Linked DNA regions of Homo sapiens: region 1 is linked to region 2. A link is an interaction called in ENCODE POLR2A ChIA-PET data of the cell type or tissue named here. Cell type or tissue: MCF 10A. All regions are shown on one strand. Each heading gives the region's core, and the rest is flanking DNA. Links, peaks and the distances in the headings are about the cores only. Region 1 has its middle 32 kb from the start of SLC32A1. Region 2 has its middle 200 kb from the start of MAFB.

Region 1 (15,905 bases), core at 4,193-12,192, 1.8 Mb before region 2:
CCATCACACACAAAAAGTAAATAAAAATAAGAAAAGAAAAGAAATCAATATTAATAGTCTGGCATATTTTCTTCCACACATTATTCCAAGCTCATACACATATGTACAAACACAGTCTGGAGCTCATACACATATATACAAAAACAGTCTGGAGCTTTCTTCTTTTTTGTTTCGAAAAATGGGATCATGCTACGCTCATTACTCTGTGATTTGACATTTCACATTATAATAGATCATGGATATCATTCAAGATCAGCCCTTCCAGATCTAATAGACTTTTTTTTTTCAATAGCTGTATAATATTCCCCAGTTTGGATGTAGCAGAATTTACTCAACCTGTCCGCTGTTGATAGACTTTTAAGTAATTTCCATTTTTTGCCACTACAAATAATGTTCAGGAAACATCCATTGCTTATATCTACATGTCCTAATGCATTTCTTTGTGTAGGATAAATCCCCAAAGCTAAACTGTGAGTGAAAGAATGCACTTTTCTATTTTAACAAGTCCTGACAGATTACTTTCTCAAGATGTTGTAGTCTTTCACACTTCCACCAATGACATAGGACATTCTCATTTCTCTACACCCTACACTGGCTGCTATCAACTCACAACGTTCTCTTCCCTCAATATGATGAGCAGATGAGCAAAGCAGAAAAACAGCAGAAATAAAAACAACACCAAAACTTATTTTATTCTATTTGCACTTATCTGATTACTATTAAGGTTGGTTATTTTCTCAAATGTTTGTTCATTGTTTGTATTTTCTTCTCCAAGAAATGCTTATTCATATCACTTATCCATCTTTGTATCAGGTGGTTTCCCTTTTTATTACTGATTTGCTGAAGATCTTTGCATATTAAGTGATTAAGTGTGTCTCTTGCATGATCCTTCATTTATAAAGATAGAAAATGATAAATGATAACAGAGGGGAAGTGAGTTGTCCAAGGATATGAGAATGCAAGTGTCAGTGCTAGACAGGGTCATGCCTCTAGATTCCCTGCCCAGGGTTTAATCCCTGGCCCGCTCCATAGCTCAGACCCTTGTGGACAACTTTCTGGGAATTACCAGAACACATTTTCTCAGAGTATGAGCTAAAGACTTCCTTCATCAGAATTATCTGGTGCTTCATTAAAATTCAGATTCTGGGACCACATCCCAAACCTATTTATTGAGTCAGAATCTCTAGAAGTGGGGCCAAGGAATCTAGATTTTAAGAGAGCTTTTTAGATTGTCCTTGTATCCACCAAAATTAGAGAACAATTACCCCAGAAACTCAAAGTCCTTGCAGAGGCACTGAGTGGGAAGAGAGGGGTAGGAAAGCTAATGGGAACATTGTGTAGCGACTCCCACCACCACCACCACCATCACCACCAGCTGAAGAAAGAGCCCTCAAGGTTGAAGCATCAAAACAGAGCTATCACTGGGGACCTTTTGGCCTAATTCTGCCCTTAAGCCACAATCAAGCCTTTGTGGCAGTAGGGGTGAATGTAATATATCACTTTCTTATCGGTATAAAGGTGTAAATGTCAATTTCTCCTCCTTTTTGTGAAGATTTGACAAAGCACTTAGAGCGACACCCATTTTAATCAACAAAGCAGCCAGAAAGATCACAGGGCATCAAGTGTGCCATATCCTATCTGAGCTTTGGGTGGATTTGAAAATTGCACTTTTAATTAAAATTGGCATTTCCGCAGCTCAGATTGGAGCTCGCCGTTTTGCTAGGGAATTGCAAACTGCGAGGCAAACAATCTGAGAGGGAGGTTTAAGAATACGAAGAGGAAGGCTTGTGTATGAACAGGAGGCGCTTGTTTAAATAATGAAGCGGAGAAAAGATAATGTAAAAATGCCTTTGTCTATGTTTAGTTAGGTTTCCTCAGAGACCCGGGTAATTGCGGCTGAGCTGTCCGAGGTGCTGACGGCTGGGCGAGAGGAGCGGTTGAATGTATGCACAACGCCCAGAGGTAAATGCCTGGTCCACAGTTCTCAGCCCAATCAAGTTTGCCCTGCTTTATGGGTTTCTTCTTGGCCAATGACAAACAAACTTCCAGGCAGGTGATTAGTAACTTTTGTGGATTGAACGAATGAATGATTGCTGACCACCTACTATGTATAGTATATGGTGCTCTGAAAAATGGGAAAAATGTCAACCGAAATTGTTGGATCCTTTTCTTGTGATGTTGCAGTCAACCTCACAATTGATCTTGTTGTGAGATTTCAGGATTTTGTGAACCAGAAAAATTGCAAGCCATCAAGGACAATGCCAAGCGAAGACATTTAAGAGTAACAACTATCACCTGTTCTCTCCAATGCTTGAATAAAACAAAAGGCATTTTAAAACTTAATAAGTAGGAAAGCCATAATCTCAGAATAAGGAACAGTTATTTAGAATGGTTTTGTAAAAACTTCCTTGTTTGCCCTTTTTTCTAATTTCATTGAGAAACACAGGAAACATCACCATGCATTGTCATCAGCTTCAAAACTGGCATTTGGGAGTCATTGATCTGGGTCCTCAGGAAAGAAATAGAATCTCTCAAAAACATGTTAATCAGAGGCGCTCTGACTTCTGGCTGCACATCTGATCTCCAGGGTTAGCCTGTTTTACAGTTTTATTAGAAAGTTCTTTCCATAGTTACAGTGCCTTAAATATGTGTGGGAGAGGGTCTGGGGGGTAGGCGGATGGATTAAAATTGACACTTGTTGAGAACCCACTGTGTGCAAAAACTTAAACTGTCTTAAGATGCTACACTTACCTTATCACACATAATCTGGTTTTTGCCCTCATTTGTTAGATAGGCATCATTAATAACCCAATTTAAGGATGGGAAAGTTGTTACACATCAGAATTTAATTTATAATAAAAGAACTTTCAAAGATCAACTTAGAAGGGAACAATTTGTCAATAATGGTATAAAGATAATTGATGAGAAAAAATTATTTTGACCTTCACACCAGAGCAGTCATTAAATACATTCCAACTGAATTAAATGCCTAGGTGTAAATAATATAAACATATAACATATTTTTGTGCTTCTTTTTTTTCTTTGTTTCTTTTTTTTAAAAAAGGGATACATTTGCAGAACGTGCAGATTGGTTACATAGGTATACATGTGCCATGATGGTTTGCTGCACCTACTGACCTGTCCTCTAAGTTCCCTCCCCTCACCCCCCACCACCCAACAGGCCCTGGTGTTTGTTGTTCCCCTCTCTGTGTTTGTGTGTTCTCAATATTCAACTTCCACTTATGAGTGAGAACATGCAGTGTTTGGTTTTCTGTTCCTGTGTTAGTTTGCTGAGGATGATGGCTTCCAGCTTCATCCATGTCCCTACAAAGGATATGATCTCATTCCTTTTTATGGCTGCAATAAAATATTTTTTAAACATAGATAAAACCCAGAAAACATAAATGTGGGTAGTCATCAGATATCATAAGGTAAAAGGGCTTTTCAAAACTTAGCAACAACTGAAAAAAAAAGGAAGAATGAACAATGTTAATTGCTGGGATGAAAGGATTCTATTAGACTTAAATCTCCTTTTGTAAAAGTTGATATTTTGCAAAAATGAACATTTCAAATTAAAACAGTGAAATCCATAGTGGTTACTTCTGGGGTAGAGAAGTTGAATAGGAATCTTATGGGGAAAATGTTCTCTATTTCCATATGGGTGAAAATTAATTGAACTAGATATATATTTGAAATAAGCACACTTTACTGTGTACTTATACCTTGATTAAAAAGTAAAAACAGAAAACAAAGTGAAAACCATTCTAAATGCAATATCTCTGTTTTGAACTACCGAGGGGAAGGATATCAGGTTCCCAGGGTAGTAAAACCTCTTGAAACCATTGTGTGTTGTGTGAATACAGTCCACTGATTTAACCCTAGTCCACATGAAAAAGATTTGAAGATTCTAGTTGACCACAAACTCTAGAATGTCAATCATGCAACTCAATTAGTATCAAGAAAGCACACAACCCAAGGTTTTATTGCTAAAGGCATAGAGCTCCCAACAAAGGAAGTAAGAGACACCTAGCTTAGGACCATTTCTCTGACAGACTGGGTAATTTTTGAATAAATTAATGAAACTGATTGTCTTTCAAGACAATATGTAAGGACAGAGGCAATCCAGCCTAGACGTTGGAGTAATATTGGCCTGGATTTCAATTCCAGATCTGCCAACTACATGTTGTGTGACCTTAAGAAAATAATGTCATTTCTATGGGCTCAGTCTCCTCATCTGTAAAATGGGGATAATAATAATATAATCACTGAAAGGCTGTTGTAAGGACTAAATGAGGTACTATATATAAAACTCTCGGTGTAGCGCTTGACATATTCTAACTCTCCCACTTCAGTGACAGTTTTTACTAGTGGTATTAACAATGAGTTCCAGGGTGGGACCCTCCTTGTATGTCATCTCCATGTGATTCCTAAGGAAGTTTGTTTTCTGGGGAGCTGGGGAAGTTGTACAATCTTTGCTAAGAAAACCAAGTTGCCTCCTGCCACCCACATCTCACCACTGCCCTAGAGATACCCCAGATCTCTTGTGGTCTTGTTTCCCAGTGTGAACTGCTGCAATCAGTGGCCAAGGCTGCAAGCCAGGCAGGGAAGGGGACTGTGCAGGAGACAGAAGATGAAGAAATCGGGAATCCGGCACAGCAGCGACAGGAGCTCATTGACTCCTCCCCAAGGGCCAGCTCGGGAAGCTGGAGAGGCCTGTCATTAACTCTCTTTATTATCTACATTTTCTGCCTCACTGGCTCATCTGAGGCTGCAAATGGGACTCACTCCTTGCACGAACCTTGCTTCATTGGATTCTGGAACTGGGAGGAACTGAATCACGGAAAACATTTATCAACTTGGGGGTTAAATGTGGGAGATAGGGAACTGGGTGTGCACATAATATGGAGTTTGTCCTTGGAACTTATCCTAAAAGGATCATGGTAGTTTCTACCCTACCATGGCTTCTTCTGAACCCAGAGTCTCCTACCACTGCCATTTGGAGGATCAGCCATGCCCTTTCTAGCCAGATTCATATAGCTCACCTCTTGCATTTTAAGAACTGTGTCTATATGGTAGTCTCCTACAAGAACAGGAGCAGTGTGGCATGGGTTTATAGATAGTCATGTGCTGCTTACAACTCATGAGACCTTAGACTCTCTGAGCTTCAGTCTCTTTCTCTGTAAAATGGGGATGATTACATGAGCCTTGAAGTGCTGGGTAAGGATTAATAATATCATCCTTCTTTATTAAGCATTTACCAGACTGTAAGTGCTTGAACATGAGCTATCTAAATCCAATTCTCAGAACAATAGGTAAATACTATTATCATCCCCATTCTGCAGATGAGGAAGCTGAAACACAGGTTAAATAACTTGCCCAAGATAACACATCTCTCTCCTAACCTTCCTGCAGGAAACTCATCTATTCCCATGACTTACAAGATCATCCATAGACAACAGCTCCTATGCTTATTTTTTCAGTCCTATTCTCTCTTCTGAGGCCCAGCCTACTTGACTTGTCAACTTGGAGGTTTAACAGATCTTTCAAACCCATTTCTCCCAAGCAGATGAAGACACTGAGGCAACTTGTTCAAGGTCAAACAACTAGAGTCATCAAGCCCGAATTTGAACCTGGATCTCTCTTTATCTGCAAAGGTTACACTGCTGAGCACATTCTATCTCTCTATGAGTTGGTACTCTCTTCAAAATATCCCTGTCAGTCAGACATAGTGGTGCATGCCTGTATTCCCAGTTATTCAAGGGGCTGAAGCAGGAGAGTCACTTGGGCCCAGGAATTCAAGGCTGCAGCAAGCTATGATTGTGCCCATGAATAGCCATTGCACTCTAGCCTGAGCAACATAGCAAGATGCCATCTTTATTTTTACTTTAAAAATAAAAATAAGTTTAAAAATAAAGAAATAAAAGAAGACCCTTTTCCATTCTGTAGCTCATACCCTAAGTCATATCTACCAGACTGCTGTGATACTCACTAAACCATGCCAACTGCTCTCTCCCCCAAGCTAAAGAGGCCCTGAGCACCAGCCTCAGGATGTGCCAAGAAAGAAGCTATCCATAAGGACAGAGGGAAGCCCCAAAGAGGGCTCATCAGAGAAAGTCATGGGGAAGAAGAGCTGTGAAGCCATCTTATCTCCTTCCATCAAAAGCCCCTGTTCTGGCTGGGTGCGGTGGCTCACGCCTGTAATCCCAGCACTTTGGGAGGCTGAGGCAGGCAGATCACGAGGTCAGGAGATCAAGACCATCCTGGCTAACATGGTGAAACCCCGCTAACACGGTGAAACCCTGTCTCTACTAAAAATACAAAAAAAGTAGCCAGGTGTGGTGGCACGTGCCTGTCATCCCAGCTACTCGGGAGGCTGAGGCAGGAGAATTGCTTGAACCCGGGAGACGGAGGTTGCAGTCAGCTGAGATTGTGCCACTGGACTCCACCCTGGGTGACAGAGCGAGACTCTATTTCAAAAAAAAAAAAAAAAAAAAAAAGCCCCGTTCTGTAGCTCAGGAATTATGTCCTTGAGGATTTAAATGTGTGTGTGTTGGGGGGAGGGGGAAGGGTGCCTTAGGGAGGATCTCTGAGCTTCCCCCAAAGAGTTACAGTGTATGGCAACTCTTATTTATCAAGGCTGTGTAAGCCTTCCTCCATCTGCCAATCATCTACCTTCTTCCCATCCAGTGTTAATCTCCCTAGTAGCACATGCTCTGTCATCTCCTTGTACACTGAGTGTTATCTTCAGTGTGAAACACAGGCTCAGGCACTCAGATCAGGCTATGCTACAAAGTAATGAAGCACTTCTTATTTCCAAAGAAAAATAGATGGAGAAAACTCATCCTTAATTAATAACATGTGGCAAGTATCTGCCCTGTGTGACCACATGGGGCCTCCATGAGTTCCCTGTATGGTCTAGAGAGAAAAGGGGATTTTCCCAAGGTCATGAAAAGTTGACAGCAAAGCTGGAGCTTGACTTTGGGGGCTTTCTGATTATTATCTTTACCTCAGATCAGCCAAACACACAAGGAGTTTCCTGAGATAGCCTTGCATGTGACAATCTCAGAGGTCCATTTTCAAGCATTCAAGTCTTGCCCCCTCCTCAGGAATCAGCCACAGTATGACTATGGGCAGCAAGTCAGACCTCAGGTCTTCCCCAAATAGCCCATTTTTTGCCTCATGGAAGCAAACCATGCCCTAGCTGGAAAATCCAAAAAAGTGTTTTAAGCTAAAAAATGAAACCCAGTACTCTCCTTTTGCAAACATAGGGGCATGTAAACCAGTAAGTTTAAGAAGCCAACTCATACTAAAAATTCAAAAAGATACTGGATACTCAAGGTGAAAGGAGGAGATCAGAAAGGAGTGAAATGGAAGGAAAGTTAAGCTGGGATCTACTTCCTCCCAAGGTTACAGACATTGCTATCAGCTGGCAGTGCAACTTCAGGCTAGTTATTACACCTCATTCATACTCTGTTTCCTCATTTGTAATATGGGGAATCTGATAGCAACTATGTCATAAGGGTGGTGGGTGGGCTAAATGAGTTGAGTTCTGGCATATAAGTAACTTAGCATGGAGCACAACAAATGCTTACTTTGTGTTTGTCGTCATTGCTTCCAAGTTCCTTCTTTGGTCTCTATTGGTGTGGAGTATCTCATTGCTTTTTTTTTTCACAGATTTTCATTCTGTCACTTAGGCTGGAGTGCAGTGGCTCAATCATAGCTCACTGCAGCCTTGAATTTCTGGGCTCAAGAGATCCTCCTTCCTCAGTCTGCCAAGTATCTAAGACCACAGGTATGCACCACTATGCCCAGCTAAGTTTAAACAAATTTTAATTTATTTTTATGCTATTTTATTTATTGTGTAGACAGGGTCTTGCCCTGTCACCCTGGGCTGGAGTGCAGTGGCAGGATCTTGGCTCACTACAGCCTCAATCTCCCAGGCTCAAATGATCCTCCTGCCTCAGCTCCCCAGTAGCTGAGACTACAGGCATGCACTACCATGCCCCGCTAATTTTTGTACTTTTTGTAGGGATGGGGTTTTGTCATGTTGCCCAGGCTGGTCTCATCTGCCTTAACTCAAGCACTCCTTCTGCCTCAGCCTCTCAAAATGCTGGGATTACCGTTGTGAGCCATCATGCCTGGCCACATATCCTTCTTTATCTAAGGTCAGAAGAACCTTTAATTTCAATTAACCTTCCTTGGTCAAATAGTCTTTTCTTCAACCACTGGCCAAGCTGAAAGTAGAGACTAAAAAATACCACACCATTATTTGGCCAGCAAAGAAACTCTCCCTCCCCTACCATCACCATTTCCTCTCCTTTTCCTTTTGCCTCTTCCCCCTTTCCCTCCCTTTCTCCTCCCTCCCTTACCTTCTCCTTTCCTCCTTTCTTCCCTGCTTGCTTTGGCTTAATGAAAGGCCTCACAGGACGCTGTCCGTGGTGCTGACTTGTTTTTCTGTCTTGTTCAAACTCTGTATGCAAATGAAAAGACAACACAGCTATTGAATGTTGAAGCTGGGGACATTCCCCAAGCTAATCTCTGTGCCTGTGGTGTGGCCACGGCTCTGGCCATTATCTCTGGCCACAGTGCCCCGGAGATGCTGATGCTGACCTGGACCAGAGGTGCCAGCCTGGGCACTGCCAGTCCCCACAGCCATTGACTAGAGCCCCAGGGCACAGGCAGCTAGCAACTTATCTGGGTGCCCCAGGGACTGCTATTGGCAAAGTGATGGCCCCACAGGGACCAAATGTGAAGCTAAAGCAGGATACGCAGGTCGGAGATAAGGCCAAGAACAGATTCCCTTTAGCGCTCAAGTGCTGTTTGTCAGAAATTGACAGCCCCACGGCCCTGGCCGGTGACAGGCACAGGGTGATAACAATACCATATGATCAGCATCATTGGAGGACAGGCTGTCACTGGCTCCCAGAGATAAGGAAACAATGGGCGACCCCTCTGCCTAGGGAAAGGCCTGCATGGAGCCCCCAGGGCAAAGCAGCAAGATCTAAAGTGTGTCTCTGACCCCTGGCACCTCACCAGCACCCCCTCCTCCCAGCAGGCCCCCAGAGCTCCTTCCTGTCACCCAGGGACCCGTGGCCTCCATTGTGCACCCACTATTCTGACCCCTGTTCTCTGGAGTTAATCATGTTATCTCTAGAGCACAGGTGTTAGTGGATGATAACAGACAAGCAGTTCCCTCCCCAGCTCCCTGCACCACAGACGCTGCTAAGGGAATGGAGTGGGAGAACAGAGCTTTCTCGAGGTGGTTTATGCAGGCCATGGATTCAGCACTAACAGCCTCTCTCCAGCACTGGATTCTTGAGAAATAAAAAGGTTGGGTGTGGAGGGGCTCCCACATTTTCTAGTGTCTTCCCATTCCACCCCACTGGAGCAAAGCTGTTGACCCTACACTTGGGGACATATTTTGGGATGGGTTCCACTGCCCTGGCTTGGCTATATCCCTTCCCCCACTGCTGCGCAACCTTTCCCTACCATAGCCCCAATAGCCATGAAATGGGGACTCAGCACACCTAGGTCCTAGTTCTTTCCCTGACCCCAGCTTGATGAATGATTTAGGGATCATAGTCAAGTCACTTCACTCCCTGGCCTCAGTTTCTTCAACTGTAAGTTGGGGCTACTCATCTGTAACTATCAGATCTGCCAGGTGGTATGAAGTTCCAGTGAGATAAATATATGTGAGGGCTGGGCGGTGGGAGATCTGAGATTTACCCCCCACTAACCAGGCCCACTGAGTACAGTGTGGAGCACTGCTGGGTCTCAGCTTGGAGGTCTGCTCTGCCTGACTCCCCAGGTGGCAAGATCATCCCCCCGTTCCCCTCCTCTTCTATGCTTAGGCTGTGATTTCTCATGGGCTCACCTCTCATACCCTCCTGTTTTCTTTCTCTCATGTCTGTCTCTCAACTGGTTCTTGTTCTTGCCTTTTTTTCTGATCTTTTACGTATATCTGCAAACCTCACTCTGCTTCCTCATTTGTTGCTGATGCAGAAAGAATGCAAAGGATTATTTATTTAGCTTGTATTTTGGCACCATTATGGATGACTTTGATGTTGCTTTGGACAACCATCCAGCACCCTGGCTTCGTAGTTTTTTTTGACCCTGTCAACTCCAATGACCTCCACCCCCTTACCCCTTCAGTTCGTGCCTGCGGACACATTCTAGACTTTGTCATCACCCACAACTTACCCGTCTCGAAAATATTAAACTTTCTGGTGACAGCTCCTGTGTTCTTCATTCTCTAATTCCACTCTGCCTTCTCTTTAGCATCACTAAGATCTCTAGTTCTTTCTGTCTCCATTTCCTACCAAAATGCTTGCCCTTTGCTTGGTCTGTTTCTTTTCTAACTGGCCAAGATCCCCTGACTCATGTCAAATATGTCCCTGCCCATGCGTCCTTTGTCCCTCTGCTGCCCTCATTTATTTACTTCATTCATTCACTCATTCATTCATTCATCCAATACATTTTTAGGGCTGGTCAAGGGAATGGGTGGTATTTATACAATTTTTTTTTTTGAGACAGTGTTGCTCTATCACCCAGGCTAGAGTGCAGCAATGCAATCACGGCTCACTGCAGCCTCGACCTCCTGGGCTCAAGCTATCCTCCCACCTCAGCCTCCTGAGTAGCTGGGACTATAGGTATGCACCACCATGTCCAGCTAATTAAAAAAAATTCTTTTGGTAGAGACAGGATCTCACTGTGTTGCCCAGGCTAATCTCAAACTCCTGGCCTCAAGTGATCCTCCCACCTCAGCCTCCCAAAGTGCTGGGATTACAGGCATGAGCCATTGTGCCCAGCCCCAGCACATTTTTATTGTGCATCTACTATGTGTCAGGCACAGTGCTAGGATCTAGAGAGCCTATGGTAAGCAAAATAGATAATAGTTATCCCCTTGAGCTCTAGAATTCAATCCAATTGAATTCACTCTTGGCTATTATATTTGGGGTGCTGATGGTTCCCTGTGAATTTCTGGTTTCTAACATTCTCTGGACCCTCATTGTTACTGTCCAATCTTTTATTTTTTTATTTGTTTGTTTTTGTTTTTTGCTGTCCAGTCTTTTAAATGGGTGCTACATTGGGTCAGTAGTTCTAGACATTTTAGTGTCCTGACACATTTACAATCCCCCCTTTATTTTTGAGACAGGGTCTTGCTTTGTTGTGATCCTCTCACCTCGGGGCATCCCAAAGTGCTGGGATTACAGACATGAGCTACTGTACCTGGCCTACAAATCTTATTGAAGTTATAGGCCTCTCCCCAGAAGAGTGTCCTTGCATATACATTCCACTGACAATTTTAGAAGTCCATGTACTCCATAAGCCCAGTCAAGAGCCCATAAATTAGACAAATTCTGCAAACATATTCAACTTTTTGGCCTAAGAATTACTAATCTCATCTTGCCTTCAACCCATACACCAACATTTTTCACATCAGGGGCACAGAGGGTAAGGGGCAGAGTTCGGGAGCTCAATTGTGGAAACAGAGATATGAATGAAGATGAGGCAGGTCTTGTTCATTCTCTCTAAGGTGTATAATAGCATTAAAAAATCTTTCTTCCTTAGTCACTTCCCAAGAGTGTTGAATTGGAAAATGTGGGTGTATTATCTTCTGCTGGGCAAAAAAAAAAAACAAAAACAAAAGCAAAAAACACTCAAAACCTAGTGGCTTAAAACAACAATAAATATTTATTACCTCTCACAGTTTCTATAAGTTGTGAGTTCAAGAGTGGCTTAGCTGTATGGTTCTGCTTTGGGTCTCTCATAAGTTTGCAGTCAAGATGTCAGCTGTCTTCTGAAGGCCTGCCTGGGACTGAGGGTCTGCTTTGAAGGTGGCTTACTTACCTGGATAGCAAATTGGTTCTGGATGTTGTCAAAAGGCCTCAATCCCTCCTCACATGGATTTCACTCTAGGGCACCTGAGTGTCCTCACAACATGGTGACTGGCTTCCCCCAAAGCAAGCGATCCAAGAGAGAGCAAGGTAGAAACTGCAATATCATTTATGAGATAGCTTTGGGAGTCACATCTCATTATTTCTACAATGTCTCATAAGCTTTTTTTTTCTTCTTAAGCGGCAGGATATTGCTGTGTTGCCCCTACTGGACAGCAGTGGCTCCATCATAGCTTATTGTAACCTCAAGCTCCTGGCCTCAAGTGATCCTCCTGCCTCAGCCTCCTGAGTAGCTGGGACTACAGGTGCACACCACCATGCCTGGATAATTTTTTCTTTCTTTCTTTTTTATTGTTGGTAGAGATGGGGGTCTTGCTATGTTGCACAGGTGGGTCTTGAACTCCTGGCCTCAAGCAATCCTCCTGCCTCAGCCTCCCAAAGTGCAGGGATTACAGGCGTGAGCCACTGTACTCAGCCATATCCTGTTGCTTACACAGGTCAGTCCTGGTCAGTGTGAAAGGGGACTACCCAAAGGCATAGATACCAGGAGAGGAGAATCACTGGGGCCATCTTGGACACCGGCTACAATTATGGGAGATATTCCCAGTGGGGAAACCGTGATATTTGTGTATAAGTTATTCATAAGTTGAGACTTTCTCAGTCACCTCTGCCTATGCTTTTGAGGGCATCTATTAGTCTTCAATTGTTCATTTTACTTTGCATTCCAACACACAAGGTTAGCTAGCAAAGCATATTTTTCTTCTGTTACAAGTGCAGGTGTGTAAGTTATCACTACATTGGGAGTAATGAAAACAGCCATCCTTTATGTAGCAGTTACTAAGTGCCGGGCACTCTCATAAGCACTTTATATATATATTAATTCATTTAGCCATTAAAGAACCCTATGAGGTAGAAGTTATCCTTGCCCCCATTTTACAGATGAGAAAACGGAGACACACAAAAGCAAAGTAACTTCTGCAATGCCCCACAGCTAGCAAGTGCCAAAGGAGGGATTGAACCATAGCAGTCTAGAGAGTCTGTGCTCTTAATCACCACTCTTGACCACCAGCAGAAGGGGTTGTAGATGGTGTGGAATGTAGACGTACCCAAGTTCTCCTGGGGGCATTCAGAGAGAGTCAGTGACTGAGAGCCAGAGAGTGTCGACATCAAGGGCAGAGCATGGGAAGGAGATGAGAAGAGGCAAACTAAGAGGCAGGAAAAGAAGCAGGAGATGGGTGTGTGCTGGAAGTCAGATGTGAGAGGAGCAAATGTGGGCAAGAGCGAGCGGCCCAGGCCACAGAGTCGGTGAGCAGAATGAGGATGACATCGGAGGTCCTGGATGAAGCAGTTTGGTGGAGTGACGTGTGGCAGCCAGGTTAAAGTGGGTTGGAAGTGGATGGGAGGTGAAGTGGCAGGTGGACCACTCTTGGGACAGCCCAGCTGTGAATGATGGGGGAGGCATGGGGTGAGTGGAGGGAGAGAGAAAGGGCCCCCCAGCCAGCAGGAGATGGGGATCCAGGAGAGATCCCAGCCTGAACCCAGGCCTCTCACCCAGGCCAAGCCGAGCAGAATCTGTTCTTCCGAGAAGGAAGCTCCCATCACAGTAAGTGCCAAATGAGGCCTGAAGACGCAAATATTTGTTCGGCTTCTGCCCTTCTTGTTCAAATAGGGCATTCTCTTTGGGGATGGAGGTTGGCTGCTGCAGCGAAGAAGTGAGAAGTCAGTAAGGGTGGGAGGGTGTAAAGGAGGAGCAAGTGCTCTGGGGGCCACTAATGAATTCCCCAGGCTCCTGAGCCACTGGAATCCATTAGCTCATGAAAGCAGCTAAATAATACCCCGGCTGCTTTATGAGACATCTGTTCAAATAAAGCCTACCTTTCTCCTCAAGATCAGACTTCATCCCACTCCCTGGTGCCCATCCTGCTCTGTCTGACTGCGGCTGAATCAGGGGTTGTATGATACTGCCTCTCTGCACCCCCGCTACAAGACTGTGTGTTATTGTGTGAGGGTGTGTGGTTATGCCATGACCGTATATTACTCTGGAGCTATGCTCTGTGTGGGTTTCTTTTTGCCAGTGTATAGGAGTCCACTCATCGACTGAATTACTCTGTGTTTGTGTGTGTGTACACATATGTGTTTGTGACACTGTCTCGCTGTGCAGCTGTATTATGTGGTTTGTGACTGTGTTACCCTAAGGCTACATGTCTGGGATCTTGTGTTGCTCTAAGAGTTTCTTTCTGTGCTGTGACAATTTTTGCCTGTGTGTTATCGTGATACAGCACATTACTGTATGTAATTTGGTGGTCCACTGTGAGAGGCCACCTCTGTGTGTGTGTGTTCATGTGCACATGTTACCGGGGGAGGTCCTTGTTTTTAGAGCTCCCAAAATGGTGGTGGGCCACTTCCAAGATGGTGGCAAGCCTCCTGTTCTCTGACCTGGGGTTCTTGGCTTCCCGGATTCCAAGGAATGGAATCTTGGGCCATGTGGTGAGTGTTATAGCTCTATTAGAAGCCGTGGGTCACAGAAGTGAACCGTGGAACCCAGCGACTAGCGTTCAGCTCAATTAGGACGAACCCAGGCACTTAGCCATGCAGGAACAATGGCGAGCCTCTAGCCCGATCAGGAGCTCTGTTTTCACTCTGCTAAATCTTGCAACTGCACACTCTTTCTGGTCCGTGTTGGTTAAGGCTTGAGCTGAGCTTTCGCTTGCCATCCACCACTGCTGTTTGCCGCCCTCGCAGACCCGCCGCTGACTTCCACCCCTCTGGATCAGGCAGGGTGTCCACTGTACTTCTGTCCGCTGCACTTCACAGTCACCTTCCCCAGCTAGGCTTAGGAATTCTTAGTCGGCCTAAGAAATCCAGCTAGTCCTGTCTCTCACACACACACTGTAAATTTATCAGTGACTTCGCACGTGGCTATATTACGCTGTCTGGTGTACAAAGGTACACGTAAATGATGTGCCTGTGTGTTACTCTGCAAATTGGGTATTGTGCTACACACAGTGAAGTCATGGGACACTGTGTTTTAGTGGGACACTTTGTTGTGACTGCTTGTGTGCACAGAAGGACCTAAATCTCTGACTTCCCCTCCCAGTGGACCAGGACCATTCTGAGGAGCACCTGGACAGATGTGGCGAATGTGAATGATGGTATGTAGGATGGGCACCACTTCTCAACTGTTGGATAAAGGTCTAAGCCTTAAATCTCAGAAAGGATCAGTCCAGGGCAGAGGCAACACCCAAGAGGCAGCCAGTCCAGTAGCTGGGCAAAAGAAGGAGCCTAGGCTGGGTGTGGTGGCTCACGCCTGTAATCCTAGCACTTTGGGAGGCCGAGGCGGGTAGAACAAGGTCAGGCATTCGAGATCAGCCTGGCCAACATAGTGAAACCCCATATCTACTAAAAACACAAAAAATTAGCTGGGCGTGGTTGTGGGTGCCTGTAATCCCAGCTACTCAGGAGGCTGAGGCAGGAGAATTGCTTGAACCTGGGAGACGGAGGTTGCAGTGAGCCGAGATGGCGCCACTGCACTCCAGCCTGGGTGACAGTGTGAGACTCTGTCTCCAAAGAAAAAAGAAGAAGAAGAAGAAGAAGAAGAAGACTTCAGGGAAGCAAGGTGGTCAGCTGGTAGCATCCAAGCCCAAGGAGGCAGGTGGACAGGTGGGGGCAAGGGCAGAACCTGGGATTCCAGAACCTGCAAATCCCTGCTGTGTCCATGATGCAGGGGGGTTAGACTAGCAACATCCACATGCATCAGAAGCACTGGGGAATTTTATCTAAATGGACCACAACCAAAGATTCTGATTTACTAGGGCTGGAGCAGGGCCCTGGGGTCTACATTTATACCAAGACTCCTGGCTAGTCAGGGGACCTCACTTTAAGAAACACTGGATCCCAGGCTCCACAAGGAAAAGGTGAGAAACATGAGGCACAGTAAGAATCTAGAGGGGGAAAGGAAGAAAACAAGAGAGAAAAAAAGGAGAAAGGGAAGAGGAGATGGAGAAAGTG
Region 2 (15,905 bases), core at 4,404-12,403:
TTATTCTTCTGGCCATTCCCACTGCAGTGGATAATCTATTGTCTGCATCTTCCCAACACACCTCTTTCCTTCCCTTTCCCCATGTCATGTGGTTCCATCACTGGTCCAAAATTTGAGCCCAAGATACGAATACATCTGTTTTACTGATATTGGGAAAGACTCTTTTTTTATTCTGTCACTGGAATCACAAGGCTGGTCTGGGTAAGTCTAAAATTGCTAGAGATTACTAATTGCCAACAGGAGAAAAAGAGCTTATTTAACATGAAATATACACCGAAGGGAGCAAATCAGAAAAGAGGGGGAAAAAAAGAGAGAGAAGCTCTTTTAAAATTGTTGAGCCACCTGGATTCAGCCATGCCCATAGTTTTAGTTATTTAAAATGTTAATTGTTTTGCTTACACTGCTTTGAATTGGGTTTCTTTTGGCATAAAAATGAAAGGATTTGACTAAAACCACCCTCCCTGTTACCTGGTTCATATTTCCCACCTCTATTCCAACTACACTCCAGCTTGGCATCCCATATCAAAGTGTTTGCTGGCAAGCCAGGGCCTGGGGTTGAGATTCTAAGGGATAACTATGATCTCCTACCTAAGTAAGCCTAAAGATGAAGCTACATTTCTTAAGGGAAAGCAAGTCCTTCATGCCAAGGAGACTAAACACAAACTTCAAGCCTGGAACAATTAGGATAACACCAAGTTTAAAACAAGAGTAAAAGACCTGAGATAATTGTTCCCGACACTAACAGAGTACAGGAAATTTCCTTTATGGACTAGCATTTTGGTTAGTGAAGATAGGAGGGTGACTTAGCAAATACAAACCAAGATGGAAGGTACCACTTTCACCAGCATCACAGTCCACCAAGTATCAACAGCATCATGGTGGCTGTCTTGCATTTCATCTTTTACTGGGCATTTAGAATTCAGCAGATACAAAAAGGGCCTCTACTTTGCAGGAGTATATATTCCCACAGGGTGGAAATACAGAAAGACAAATTCAACAAATAAACTTTCACAAGCAACAAAAAGCTATTTGTCCCCAAAAGAGTGGCTAAGATACGAGGTGAACATTAATATACATTTGGAGATGTTTGGGTCTTTCTTTTCATAGGATTGGCCATCTTTAGAAGGCAATTATTTTAAAATAGCATTCTGTTTCCTCTGGTGGTACATTTCTACACCTTCCACAATGGTACTGCTTTTCAATGCTTTAAAAACCACAGTAGAAACACAAAGAAGGATATGTATGCATTCTCATTTTCTTGTACCTTCCTCCCCAAAATCACTTTCACCACCATTCTCATCACTTCTACTACCACTAGAATGGCACAATCCTGGGACATAGGCTGGGAAGAATGATACATCTTTTCTCATAACTGATAATGCTTGCTGATAACATGTACTCTCTTCCTGGTTTTAAAACTAATGTATGTCAATTATGTATTTGTTAAATACATTTGTTTACAAGTAGCAAAAACCAACTGAAGACAACATAAGCCTTGAAGGGGCCTATGATAGAAGGCCATAGGAGTTACTTGAGAACCTAAGGTGCAGGCTCCAGCCAGTCCTCCAAACAGACTGGACCCAGGAAGTCCCAGATATGCCCCTTCTTTCTGCTTCTCTCAGAGTCTTTTGCTCCAATCTTCTCTCATTCTATGCACTAGCTTTCTCCTAGCAGTTCCCAGAGGATCCAGAGCCTAGACAGCCAAAGCATTGAAAACCACTGTGAAAGATTTAGAAATGTACCACCAGAGGAAACAAAATGCTATTTTAAAATAATTGCCTTCTAAAGATGGCCAACCCTATGAAAAGAAAGACCCAAATAGCTCCATTTCATTTTCTTCTGGGTGCTACTAATGGAAAGCAGCCTAGTACGGTGGATGAGAGCTGACTCCACATTCTGCTAGCTGCATGACTTTGGGTAAGCTTTGCCCCTTGCAAAAATAAAAAGAAATAAGGCCCTCTTCAGAACAATGTTCATCCATGGAAAACACTCTGTGAGCAGGGGCTAACATAATTATTAATACAAAAGGGGTAGATGACCAGTTCTTTTGATTGAAAACACGCTGAAGGATTGTGGACATTCAAAGATAAGGCAGAAGATACCTTTAAAATTAGGAATCAGATATTATAGACTCACTCCAATTAACAAAGAGAGAAGAATTCCAAGTTTCCCAGAACAAACTGGGAGGAGAGAAACGGAGAGAGAGAAAAGTAGTATGGCAAGAGAAGGAAGCTTAACATGGTATAGTGTTACCCATGTGGAGAGCCAAATGGACTTTGAATAACAGGAATCTAATACAAGGGATCTTAATCCAGGGCCCATGGATCCCAATTGATATGGAGATAAAATTCAGGGAGTCCTTGAACTGAGTTGGGGGAAAAATTACAGCTTAGTTTCACCAACCTCCAACTAAAAATTAACATTTTCTTCAATTATAAATGTAGGCAACACATCACAATAGTTATTGGTAACTTTTGTGGCTTTGCAATCAATAGAAATCACAGATGGTCTCATGTCATATTGTAGTTGTTGAATACATTTCAAGATATCATTTATACTTATCATTACTTTAATATTATACTCAATTTCTGTCTAACCTGTGTATCATGTTACTGAATGCATTATTAATAAAGAAGCACTTTACATCACTGTATTACCAGTTTGCTTTTTCTTAAATATTTGATAACTTTATTTCAACATAATTCATTTTCTTTATAATCCTGTACATTTTATTGCATGAATTTAAAAACATAATATTTGAAAGGGTCTATAGTTTTCACAAAACTGCCAATAGGGTCCATGAAAACAAAAAAGAAAATCTTTAAGTATCTCTGATATAATATAGGATGTATTCATCTTTTATATGGTATATGATAATAACCCTTCTCTTAAGCCATAGATCTTTAGTAAGAGTCTAGTATGGTACATGCAAGAGATTCATATTCCAGATTGTTTGAAGGAGGACTGGAGGTAGAAATAAAAGAGAAGGAACTATGCCCCATGCATTGGTTAAGCTACCAGATCAGAGATATAAGAACCACACACTTTGGGAGGCCAAGGTGGGAGGATCGCTTGAGGCTCGGAGTTCGAGACCAGCCTGGGCAACGTAGTGAGACCCTGTCTCTACAAAAATAATTTAAACACACACACACACACACACACACACACACACACACACACACACACACACAAAAGAGAGAATGGAATAATGGAATTCTAAAGATAAGAAGTCACTATCAGAGGTGATGATGAGAATGCAAGTCCTCAAGGATCCACACAACTCATTAGGAAGATGTGGACTTTCCACAGGACATGGGATGGCAGTTAAAATCCGCACTGTCTAACTCAAAAGTGGCAGGTTGGCCCCAAACTGACACCTGTGGCTTTAATAATATAAAGACCACCAGTAACCCAAGCACCACCCAGAAATAATTACCATTATTATGCTCATATAGGTCTTCCAGTTATTTTTCTGTATATGCATACATGTATGGTGTTGTATTCATATGAAGAAAAGTTTATTGTATTAACATATATGAATACAATCAATTTTCAAAACTAGACTCAATGAAAGCACACAAATCTTACTTTTTAAACTTTGTCATGCCCAAAATATAATTTTTGTGGTTATATCATGTTTCATCATATGGAGATGCCATCTGCTGTCACTAAATCCTCTAATATTTGACATTTACATTGTGTTTAATATTTCACTTATAAATAATGCTATACAGAAAAATTCTTATACATAATTTTTATTAAACTGATTATTTCCTTAGAATAAACTCCAAGTTATAGAAAAATTAGGTCAAAGTCTACTAACACTTTACCACTCATGAAATTCATTGCCAAATCATTTTTTGTTACAATGTTAATAGCCTCATCGGCAATGTGTAAAAAACTCACTTTGCCATCTTTTTCATCACTGCATATTATCCTTTTTTAAAATATTATTTTTTGTTTTTAATTATAAGGCATGTTTGTAGCTAACTTGGCAAAGTTGTCTGCAATAGTACTTCTCATTGCTGCACGCACCCCTCCTTTGCAATTTGACGTTGCTGCTCCTTCTATCAAGTTGAATGACATGACAGGAAACAGAAACAAGTGTCTCAGCTAGGGTCCTCTAGATCAACCGGCCCCCAGCAAATCCACCAGCTGACTGCAATAGAATTGTGTAACTGTGGGCAAGACCAACAGAAGAAACACCCAGCTGAGCACAGCCCAAATTATTGGCCCTCAGAGTCATGAGTCAATAGAATGGTTGTTATTTTAGCCACTAAGTTTTGGGTTGATTTCTTACATAGCAGTAGATAACTGATATAATGTTCACTTTTGTCATAAAAATGTATATTAAATTTTAGGGAAAAGTAGTAAAATGAATCCAGTATTCCACCATCCAACATAGAAGAGACCACTGCTAACAATTTGATGTATTTTATTCCCATCTCTTTTATGTCAGTATGCATGTACTATATGGATATCAGAACTATAAACTAACCTTGCTTTTAAAGATTGTTACAAAAATTCTACAAGCACACCAGCAAATGTAATTCATTAAAATATTAAAAACAGTTATTTAAAATCACTAATAAAGAGATTATTTAATGCTATTAATGAGAGCTATTTAATGCTATTATTTAATGATACATTACAAATATATGTATCAGGTCAATGAAAGTGCAATTATCTGGATAAATATTAATAAGTAATTGGTAAGTTTGATGTCCATTTTTTAGGAAAAAAAATCATAGAATATAAGGAATAGGAAAATTCAAACCTAATATGACATGATTAAAATGTCTACCTTGAAAGCAATAGTCAATTTTATACCTAATGGCACTATATAAGCGGCATTGCTATTAGAAGTAGGAGCAAGTCAAGAATGTTCCCTACAATATCATCACTAATAATTGCTCTGGAAATTCTAGTTAAAGCAATAAAACAAGAAGAACATTGAAATGTAACTATTAGAAAAAAGAAAATGAATTTATGAACACTTACTCATGACATTACCACACATCTCAAATCCTAAGACAATCAAATAAAAATGTGTTAATTTGAAGATTGAGTATAAGGGCTTGATATAAAATAAATATACATTTTTTCAAAATTGCAATAATAACATATTAGAAAACTAATGGAAATCTATCATCTTTGTAACTTTAAAAATATTTAATACCTCCTATATGTAATTTAAAATATAAATCATCTAGAAATAAGCTAATTACTAAATGTGGAAAAAAAAGAATGAGCTTACATAACTGATGACAAAGAGATTGTCTATTAAATTATGGTGTGTCCATAAGTAATACTACCCAGTCATTAAAAATCGTGTTTTTGAAGAATGTTTAAAAACTTGTCAAAAAGTTGTAATATAGGGTTAGGAAAAGATTCATGATACAAAATACTATATGCAATATCATCTCAAATGTGTGTGTGTCTCTGTCAACATCTGTCTCTGCTTCTAAAAAGAGGTCAATAGAAAGAGACCTGAAGACAAGCTGAGCTGTTGCTCTGGCTCCCTCATCTCAGCCAATGGCTTGTTCCCCAAAGCTGCCCCCAAGACCACAGCCTGGTGCCAACGATGCGTGACATCCTCTATTCTACTTTGGAAGAGAACCAGCCTAACAAGCCTCTACAGTCCCTGTCACAGATGGAGTTCTTTACAGCAGAGATGAGCACCTGGCCTTGGGAAACCAGAGAAACAGGTCAACTGAATGGGTCACCACCATCAGTGTTCTGTAAGCGTGAGAACTCATTCTTCTTCAGCCTTCATTGTGCCTGGAGATCATCATCACCATCACCCCATGGTCATCAACATGCTTGGGCTTCCCAAAAAGAAGCCCAAGGCTATATATCCAAGCAGATTGGACTATTTGCTAAAGATGAGTCTAACTGATTCAACATAGGTATGCTTCCCCTTGCTGAGAAACTGAGGCATCTATGACATAAATAAGGTAGGTGAACAAAGCCCACTGAAAGTCAGATTGACTGGTGTTCAAATCCTGGTTCTACTACTTCCCAGCTCTGGGATTTGGGGCATGTTACTAAATCTCTATGAACCTCACTTTCTACATTGTAGATGTAATTAGTAATAATATGTACCTTACAAGGCTGGTGTGAGAATTAAAGAGGATATAGCATCGCACCACTTATTTCAAGGTAATAAATTTACCTTGGTCTCCAAAAAGGTAAAAAAGTGAACGAGAGCTTGGGCTTCTAATAAAAAGACTGTTGTTGGAGGAAACTCAGACTCACCATGAGTCACTTCAAATGTGCTGAGGCTGTGGAACTGCAGAGGCTATCAGTGCAATGTGAATGGTACAAAGTTGGGTCCCAAACACAGGGCTGGAAGTCCACCAGTATCTCACTGCCCATGATGGGTAGGATTGCCAGGAGTAGCAAATAAGAACACAGGGCAGTTAGATTTTATTTCTAATAGGCAATGAATTATTAAAATGTGGGGTATAAAAGCATGTCCCGAATGCATAAGTATGTATTTTTCTTCTGTTCATTGATACATCCCAGACCCCCAGACTATGCCTGACATGTAGAAGACACTTAATAAATATTTCTCTACCATGAACAAATTTCTGAATATGTAGGCAGGACCCCACGAACGGTATGAAATAAAAGATTTATAATAGGAATTAGCCCTAATATGACTGTTGGAGCTGGTGGAAAAGTGTACAGAAGGCTATAGACTCTGCATCTGGTGGTGGATCTGAAGTTGCTACAGGCTAGCAGGGTTGGCAATCAGGATATCAAATGATGTGAAGAAGAGGAGAGGAAGGAACTGGGATCCACATCTCTCTCTCTCCATGTCTAACCTTGACAACTGGTAACTTTCAGAAGAAGCAGACACCATTTGTCATAGAGCTGCACATATACCTGAACCAGGCTCAGAGAAACTGATCAACAAGATCCAGTGGAAGGAGCTGATCAGCAAAATCATACAAGGGCTGTAGCAGTGTGTGGAGCCCTACACTTTCCATGATTGCGTTAATGATCTTCAGAGTAAAATGAGAGCTGCTTCCTTTCCACCTTCCTCGTCTCAGGTAAATTTCTCTTGTGGCCAACCCTAACCTAGAACCATACAAGGAGGGGAATGTGGGGAAACATAGTTCCATCTTTGCTAAATTGGCACAGTTCAAAACCATCACCATCTACCCTTTGCTCAACTTGGCATCCGTGCATAACTCTTTTAATAATACCCAAATAAAGACACCAGCAAAGTCATATTTCTGCTTAACATGATCCAACTATTCTTCAAACAGTTGAAAACATGCTATCACCCCAAAAGAGGATACAAAGTCCCACATGTCACTTTAGCCATCTCTGGGTAATGTTCATTCATCTTGCAGCTAAGCCACACCTAGTCACACCCTTTTGATATTCTGTAAGTTAAATGCAGAGTTACAAGGTTTACTTCTCTTAATGTGTCTTGCATTTGATGGAGAGAGAATGAGAGTGGAGAAAAAGAAAAGACTTGGTTAATACAAATATAATTATATCAAAATAATGAAGAAATATTCATAATTACTATAGGCCTTATTTCTTCAACTGGTCACGTGGCCATGGCTGGTAGTCCTGGTGCACTCCTACCATCCTTTTCACACTCCCTTTGCAATGAGCAGGTAGCCTGGCTCATCATGCTTTGTTGCCTGATAAAGTGACCCAAAGCTTCATTCCTGAAGGATCTGGGTTGTCAGCTGTCCCGCCTGTATTTGGTCATGGTGGTTTTTCAACTTTTATCACCAGACTTGGAAATACTAATGGGTGCCCCAGGGAATGCCCTACATTCCAGACATACTCCACTTACCCATATTACGTAGTAGCAACCCAGTCACTCCTTGGTATTCAGGATCAGTCACCCTAGCCAGCACAGTAACTCCCTTCTTTGTGGGTCCACTCAGGGACATGAGGAGGCCAAGGAGGCCAGGAAGCAGTCTCAACTTCCCTCTAATTAACTGTTATTGTGCCCCTTTTGGGGGAGCACTTCTCCCCTGGGGGTCTAAGTCTTCTTGGTTAGGAAAGGTTAGGCTGGGTACGGTGGCTCACACCTGTAATCCCAGCACTTTGGGAGGCCAAGACAGGTGGATCACTTGAGGCCAGTAGTTGAAGACCAGCTTGGTCAACATGGCGAAACTCCATCTCTACTAAAAACACAAAAATTAGCCAGGCATGGTGGCAGGTACCTGTAATCCCAGCTACTCAGGAAGCTGAAGCAGGAGAATCACTTGGATCCAGGAGGCAGAGGTTGCGATGGGCTGAGATTGTGCCACTGCACTCCAGTCTGGGTGATAGAGTGAGACTTCATCTCAAAAAATGAGGAAAGACAGGTTAAATTCACAGGGAAGGATGCAAAAACTTTGCTCTCAGACTACTAGGGTAATAGTAAGAGGAGTTCATTCCCAGACCTATGAAACCTGGCTGTGGCGAAACCATCACTGATTATTCCAGCCCCACAAAGTGCTACCACCCAGTCAGTGCCATAAAGTCTCCAAGTGGCTTATTCCAGAATCCTATCAGCCACTTGCTTTGGGCTGATGGAGGACATTGAAAGGCCAGTGAATTTAATGAGCATGAGCCAATGGCTGATCTTCATTTGCTGTCAGATGAGTCCCCTGGTCAGAAGAAATGCTCCTGGAACACTGATGGTAAAGAGGGCCCTCTGAGATCCGTGGTGGTCCTGGAAGCAGCATTTCAGGCAGAGAAAACAAGTCTATTTCTAGAGTAAGTGTCAGTTCCCATGAGAACAAAGCACTGCTCCTTCTATGATAAAAATAATTCAATGTAATTACCCTACCACCAGGCTGATCCCCAGGGGAAAAGTGCCATATTGAGGAATCAGAGTGGGTCACTCCTGTTAGTAGGTAAAGCAGTGAGCAGTTGTCATAGCCAGAGACAGCAGCCTTGAGGAGTGAAAGTCCATGTTGCTAAGCCCATGCAAAACCTCCATCCCCGCCACCAAAGCCATTTAGTTGATGAATTATAGACATACAAGTGACAGAGGAGGCACCAAGAGACTCCTGAGTTACATCTCGTTGTTCTGTGAGCACAAGCACAAAGCAGGAAGTAGGAAACGGGGCTAATAGGAATACGGAAGACTCGGGACTTTAGAGAACAGGCTGAAGTGACCAGAATTTATGATTTCCCATGGGTGGGTCAGAAGAGTCAAGATAATATCAACATCTTCCTCTGTATTCTGGAAGCATCTCAAATGAGCACAGAATCTGTAAGGGATTAACTGTGTGATCTATTCTGACATCCTGCTCAGCAAATGTGCCCCAGAGGAGAGAACTTGCCCCATCCCCACTCACTGGTGGCAGGATTTTGGGGGGACCCAGAAAGAGGCTGGTACATCAGAGCTCATGGAGCTCCCCTTTGGCCCATGTCCTTTGTGATATTCATAGACCATTGATGGCTCCTTCATAATGGACCTCCCAGAACACAAACCAAAGCAAAGCAAAGAGTTCTATACCTCCCTCACTTCCACCTTACCCAAGCTTTTAACTTTAAAAGCCTCAGAGAAAAGATGTCTCCTTTGTTTTACATGTCCCCCTTCACTTCTGACATGGCACCCAATCAGCATGACTTGATAGCACAAAATAGGGCAATGCTGAATGAGGACCCTCCAGTCCCTGCCCTCAGCCCTCATCTCCCTTTTTCCTGCCTTCTCTCCATTCCAGGAGACTGTTGTTACCACAGCCCTGGAATTCCTAGCACACATCACAATGGCCACCTGGAAGTTCACGGGAAGGAAGCTCAACCCCCTGACATCAAGCAAACGGTTGTTAGTTCATGGCAATTAGCAGCTGTACTTGAGGCTGGGGAGCTGAAGTCATAGTCCAGGCTCTGACCCTTACTGGTAGTGAAACTTCACCTTGACCCCTGTGCTTCCCACTCTGTAAAATGAAGGTGGGAACAGCTCGCTGAGTGACTGTTGTGGGGATTAGATGATATTTGTGGAAGAACTTTGTAAGGGGTAAAGAGGTATCACCTTATAAGGTAATGTCATCATTTTTAAGGTGGGGCAAGTGACAGTCAGACACTCAAGTTAGAGCAAAGCCAGGAGAAGGTTGCACTGGCATGGAAAGGGGTAAATAGCCCACCTCCACCAGCCTCTCTGGAGGGTCAACTCCAAAGTTATTAGAGTTTTAAGTTTTGGGTAAAAAATGTTTGTCCTTAGAGTAACTCCTCACTTCTTCAGAGTTATTATGTCCAAGGTGTTTTGTTCTGTTTGTTTGTTTTGGTTTTGGTTTTTGCTTCATTTTGTTTTTCTGAGACAGAGTCTTGCTCTGTCACCCAGGCTGGAGTGCAGTGGTGCAATCTCGGCTCACTGCAAGCTCTGCCTCCCGGGTTCACACCATTCTCCTGCCTCAGCCACCCGAGTAGCTGGGACTACAGGCGCCCACCACCACGCTCGGCTAATTTTTTTGTATTTTTTTAGTAGAGACGGAGTTCCACCATGTTGGCCAGGATGGTCTCAATCTCCTGAACTCGTGGTGTTTTTATTTTGAAAAAGGGAAAAATACGTTTTATGCCCTGAGGTCTAATCACAAAATACCTTCACTCTTCAAGTCTGACCAGGAGCCACTTGCCTCAGAATGACCTGGAGTGTCGTTCAAATGCAGATCCTCAGGCCCCATCCTTGACTATCACTTAATTTTTCTGAGCCTCAGTTTTTGAGTTTTGAGGCGTGACGTAACTTTTGCTTTAAACCTCAGTAAGAGAGTTTCAATAGAAAAAAATGAACAAATGAAAAGATGAATGGCTTGCAAGGGAGAGGTAGAATATGTATCCAGACAAGATGACTCCTATTGTCCCATCCAAATCAGACCTCCATTATCCCAGGTCCCCAAAGATGTCTTCAGTCTCAAACAACCAACAGAGTGGCCCCATTCCTATCCACTGTGCATCCTGGCCAAGTGCACAGTAAGTGGACCTCTTGGCCGGGCATTCTGCCAATGCTGGAGCTGTTAGGAAATAAGAATGTGTGTATTTATTGAAGAAAATAAAAATGTTCATGCGACGTTGCACAGAGACGATTTATGAGATTTTATGAATGTGTCACCAAAAGACCCACTCAGTCACTGCCAATGTTAGGTCTGCAAACACCTGGGGGCTCAGGCAACAAAGCTCCCTGATGGAGTCAGTGGGCAGGACGTGCTTGTGGAGGGGAGTATGAGCCCTGTGCTGCAGGTGCCTGCACCTGTGAGTTGTGTGGAGCCAAGTACACTTAAATCATAAGTGTATATATGGGTGTAAATAAATGTACACACACTAGTGGTGTGCAAGGGAGTATGCATATATGTGGACCCCATGAGATCGCATAGCATGGGCCACTCCTGGTGTGACTAGGAAGAGAGGCTAAGCCACAGTGCAGAAGTGGACCCATTACTCACACTACCTTCAAAGGACACAGAGTTCTCGCTGCTCAAAGGAAGGGGTTAGTCATCACCTACTGCTAAGACCAAAAGCCTTGGGGCATCAAGAAAAGCAGATTATCAAGAGAAAAATGTCTCTAGCCGAGCATGCAAGAATGGATAGAGTCTGACCAATAGGAGGAAGAGCAGGGTCCCATCTTGCTCACCTCCTCTGCTGGGCCTGAACTTCTCATTGACATTATAGCCTATTAGTTCCAGGTCTCTGAAGCCTCTCTGAGTTCTGTGAACCAGGTTTATGCCTTACCGCCCTCCTGGGAGCATTGTCTTGTGCTCTCCAGCTGCCAGGCTGGTGCAAACCACAGAATGAACAAGCTCTCCTACTAAGCCCCTTGGAGCCTAGAGTAGTTCACTGTTTTCTGAGGGTTACCTTCTATGGGAGAAAGTTCAAGAAAATGCATAGAAGGTATGTTATTAAAAGAAAAGGGAAGAGGAAGAGAAAAGGAGGAAGGAGAAGGAGGAGAAGGAAAAGGAAAGCAAGAAAGAAGTGCTTTTAGGGTGAGTCCCTGAATCACCCAGAGTCCATCTTCATAAAAATAGCCTTAAGACCCCTTGTGGGCCATGCAAGAAGGAGGGGTGCCTACTTCCTCCCTCCCTTTCATTCCTCTGCAACAAGGAGAGAATCATAGGTTTTGCAAGAGCCCTTTGTTTGCCTGGGGCACGCCATCATCACATGCATCTTCTCAGGCACGTGAGGGAGGTCACTTCCCTACGAGACAGGGAGGAACCCTGGGCAACTGTGGCTTGGAAATGAAACCAGCCCTTTCAATGTATCTCTTTGGTGACCAGGATGGTTGGTCCTGCTTGGAGTCTGAGGTTAGGGGGCAAGATTCTGTGAATGCCTACCCTGTGCTGCATCCTCAGCTGGGCACTGTCCCATAGGCTCTTTAGTCCCCACCTCAACCTAAAAGAGGAAACTAGTGTAGCCATGGCATACATGGCTAAGATTTTAAGGATCCAAGGGGCTGTGACATTGGATCAAAGACTTAAAGGTGGCAAATGGCAGAGCCGTCTTCCAGGTGGAACCAGAGACCCATTCCTCTTGTGCTCCCAGCACCAACTGCTTCCCTCCCTCAGAGCCTTTAAAACACTGCACTGCTTGTCTCTCTCTCCATTATCCTGAGTGCTCTTGCAGGTCAATAACTAGTTCTGCACTCCTCATCCCAGAGGTCAGCACAGGCTGGCATGGAAGAGGAAGTACCTATGAAATGGCTTACAGAGGGAAGGAGGAAAAATGGAAGTGTCCAGGAAGATGCATTTCTACCCAGCATCACCCCTCCTGACATTAGGAACTAGTTAAGGCTCCCTGATGGCCAGAAGCAAGAGTCAACATCTCTGCAACGTAAGCCTTCTGGTATCTGATATCCCCACCATCTGCCCTCACTCTTGCCCCAGAGCGTCTCCAGGTGAGCAGAGATTATGATTGCCAAAGGGAGCCATTTCAGGCCTCAGACCCCCAAGCTTCACCAGAGAAAGCCCCTGTCCTGGTAAAATATGATGTCACTTTCCCATTCAGCCTTGGTTAGCTGTTCTATGAGCCAGGCAGAGTAGGGATCTGTTCATATCTATACTTGCCCCCAGGGAGTAGCAACAATGGACTCATGATATAAGAACTCAGTGACCAGTGGTACCTGCCAGTGGCCCACAAAATTGTATTGTTGAGCTGACTTCCTCCAAGTTTTTGGAGGGGGTGGGTGGAACCAGAGCTGGGCCTGGTTCCACTGCAGAGTGTGCAGGTCACTAGAACAACCAGGAGAAGGAAATCTAATGGCTGGATCACAGTTATTGATGTTACACCTCTGACCTTTTCTCAAAACCTTTGCAAACCATTGTTTGGATTTGCAATACTGGAAACTATCAGCGGAAGGTCTTGACTGTGAGCAAAGATAAAGTTATGAACTCTGGGAACTGCGCTGTGCCAGAAAAGTGCTTCCCAAGGTTTCATGTGCAGACAAAGCACCTGGGGATCTTGCTAAAATGCAGACACTGATTCGATAGGTCTGAGGTGAGACCTGATGCTATGTTTCTAAGCAACTTTTGGGTGATCCTGCTGGTCCACGGATTACTCCTGGAAGAGCAAGGGGCCCAGGCTGGAGCTGGCTCACGCTGGCTAAGACTAACATTCTACTCACTTCCTTGCCTCAACACACAGAAGGAGCCCAGTGCCTGTTGGGAATATCCAAACTCTCTACCTTGCAAGATTCCTTCCCAGCCAGACCCTACTTCACCCTCCTTCCGCCACCTCCCCGCAGCTGTGCTCCAAGCACAACAAATGGCCAGATTTATCCCAGGCTAGTCAAGCTCTATTCCACTAGCCCATCCTTACCAGTGCTGGTTCCTCTGCCTAAAATGCCCTTCTTCAAGGCTTTGGAAGCTCCTACTCATCTTCCGTCACACTTTCCCCAGTACCCGTTCTGCTTCTGTTGCTTGCCACTTGTATGCAAATTACTTCCTCTCTCTAAGCCTCAGTTTCCTCATCTATAACTTACAGATAGTAATAATGTTTACCCCAAAGGGGGTTTTCTAAATATTGAAGGAGATGATAGACATAAAATGCTTAGCAAAGTGCCTGAGACATTCTAGGTAATTAAAACAGTAAATTGATGTAACTTCCCTCTGTGAAATCTTTCTGGAATTTTTCCATTTACCTGATTTTTATTGCTCCCACAAAATCTGACTTTTACTTCTATGGTGGCCCTTATCACTGAATTTTACAATGGCCTATTGGCTCTAGACTGTCTTATCTAATAAGTTACAAGCACCTAGAGGTCAGGTTCATGTTTTACCCACATCTGCTTTCTCGGGATCTAGCCCAGAGACAAGTACAGAATGAACACTCAGCAAGTAGAGGCCAGGACAGCCACAGCCAGTGGCATTTAGGGGTGCTCTGTATCTAATGGTGGCATAACTCACGGAGCAGTACAGTTAACTGGAAGATTCAGGAAAGCAGTAGCTCTATTTAAATGAGATGTCCAGATAAACGATGATTTCATATCCAGGTAAGACATTACTCTTTATTTACTCTTTATTTTTAAAGGATTTACCAAGATTTTCTTAAGTGGATTCCATACTTAAACAGAACACAGTGGTCTTTATATAATCTTTCCAAAATTGCTTGGGGACACCTAAAAGGCATTAATCTTTGCCCCCAGAGACAGGGCGACTGAATACTTGGTTTGTCTGGGACCATTGTTTTGCACTCATTGGCTGGTCCTGTTATTCCTAGCATCCCATTTTATTCTTTTAAGGTCTCCTAGTTTGGACAAGAAATTATCAGGTCACCCTAACCAGTGATAGATGATACTGGATCAAAGTAATGGTTCAAGGAACCCCTGAGATGGTTACATATATTTGCTATTTGTAAATAGCAAATTTACAAATATAAAATTTTTAAATTTTATATTTAAAAATTTAAAAATATAGCACTTTTTTAAAATGCAGCACTTCCCATTGAAAGAAGGAGTCTCCGTCCCTTCCCTTGAATCTAGGCAGCTTTATGACACTTTGACCAATAACATATAGCAAAAGTGACCTCCTGCAAGCTTCGCCAAGACCTTAAGAAATTGGTGAATTCCACCTCTTGTGACTTAGGATGCTCATGATTAGAACTCAGCCACCATGCTGTGAGGAGGCCCAAGGTATGTTGTGGAGAGCCTCCTGTAAAGGGGACCAAGAGCGAGAACCCTGGCGCCAGCCTTGTCAGTGGGTCATCCCGGCAGTTTATCTTCAGCCTCACTTGAGCTGCTTCAGCTGATGCTGTGTGGAGTATTGTGTGTCACTTCCAAACCCTGCTCAAATTGCAGATTTGGGAACAAAGTAAATGATCGTTGTTTCCAGTTATTATTTGAAGAGTATCTTTATGTAATAACAGATACTTAGTTGCCCAGAAAGAAAATCCTGCCAGAAAATTCAGCATTTTGGACTGGTAGACACCTGATATAGAGTTGGGAAAGTTCCTGGAACAAATGCTTGCTACCATCATCATAAGTATTTATATATATATATATATATATATATATATATATATATACATACACACACACACACACATATATACATGTGTATATATATATATATATATAAAACTGTCTTTGGTCAGAAATGTTTTGCTAGGGATTTCGCCAGTTTGGTGACAACAGGGTTTACCAAAAAGTGTTCACCGTTCACCCTAAGATAATTAGCAGCAAACCTAGTAACAAGATGAGTCACTCTGAGATGGTGACATGAAGGATTTTCATAAATTGCTCTGTCATCTTCCTTCTACATAATCATGACCAAGTAAGTCATTTTACCTCTTGAATCAACAATCAAGGTAATTTGTCTGTATAAAGAACATACACAGCACAACCCTTTCTGGGGAAATTGATATTTCAGACCCGGAGCTCAGAGATTTTCTCATATGTCAACCACATCTTTCAGATGAGAGCCCCTTAAACAGGAAGTTTGGAAGAGTTCAGC

What was found. Peaks named below come from ENCODE experiments on the same cell type or tissue, not always from the same donor. Only the 100,000 strongest peaks of a DNase experiment are listed, where the experiment ranks them.
Region 1: POLR2A ChIA-PET joins it to region 2 with 5 read pairs; 1 of 35 experiments calls an interaction of 5 or more read pairs at or near these places.

Annotation. Positions count from the first base shown.
Region 1 is chr20:38,684,137-38,700,041 of GRCh38, forward strand. No RefSeq gene overlaps it. Among named protein-coding and RNA genes, the nearest start is that of SLC32A1, 32 kb to the right of the region's middle. RefSeq lists a silencer at 1,807-2,007 and an enhancer at 7,726-8,949. In MCF 10A, for the core only: no CTCF peak of the experiment used is centred there; a DNase peak (open chromatin) is centred at 8,425.
Region 2 is chr20:40,482,304-40,498,208 of GRCh38, forward strand. No RefSeq gene overlaps it. Among named protein-coding and RNA genes, the nearest start is that of MAFB, 200 kb to the right of the region's middle. In MCF 10A, for the core only: no CTCF peak of the experiment used is centred there; DNase peaks (open chromatin) are centred at 7,828, 10,968 and 11,448.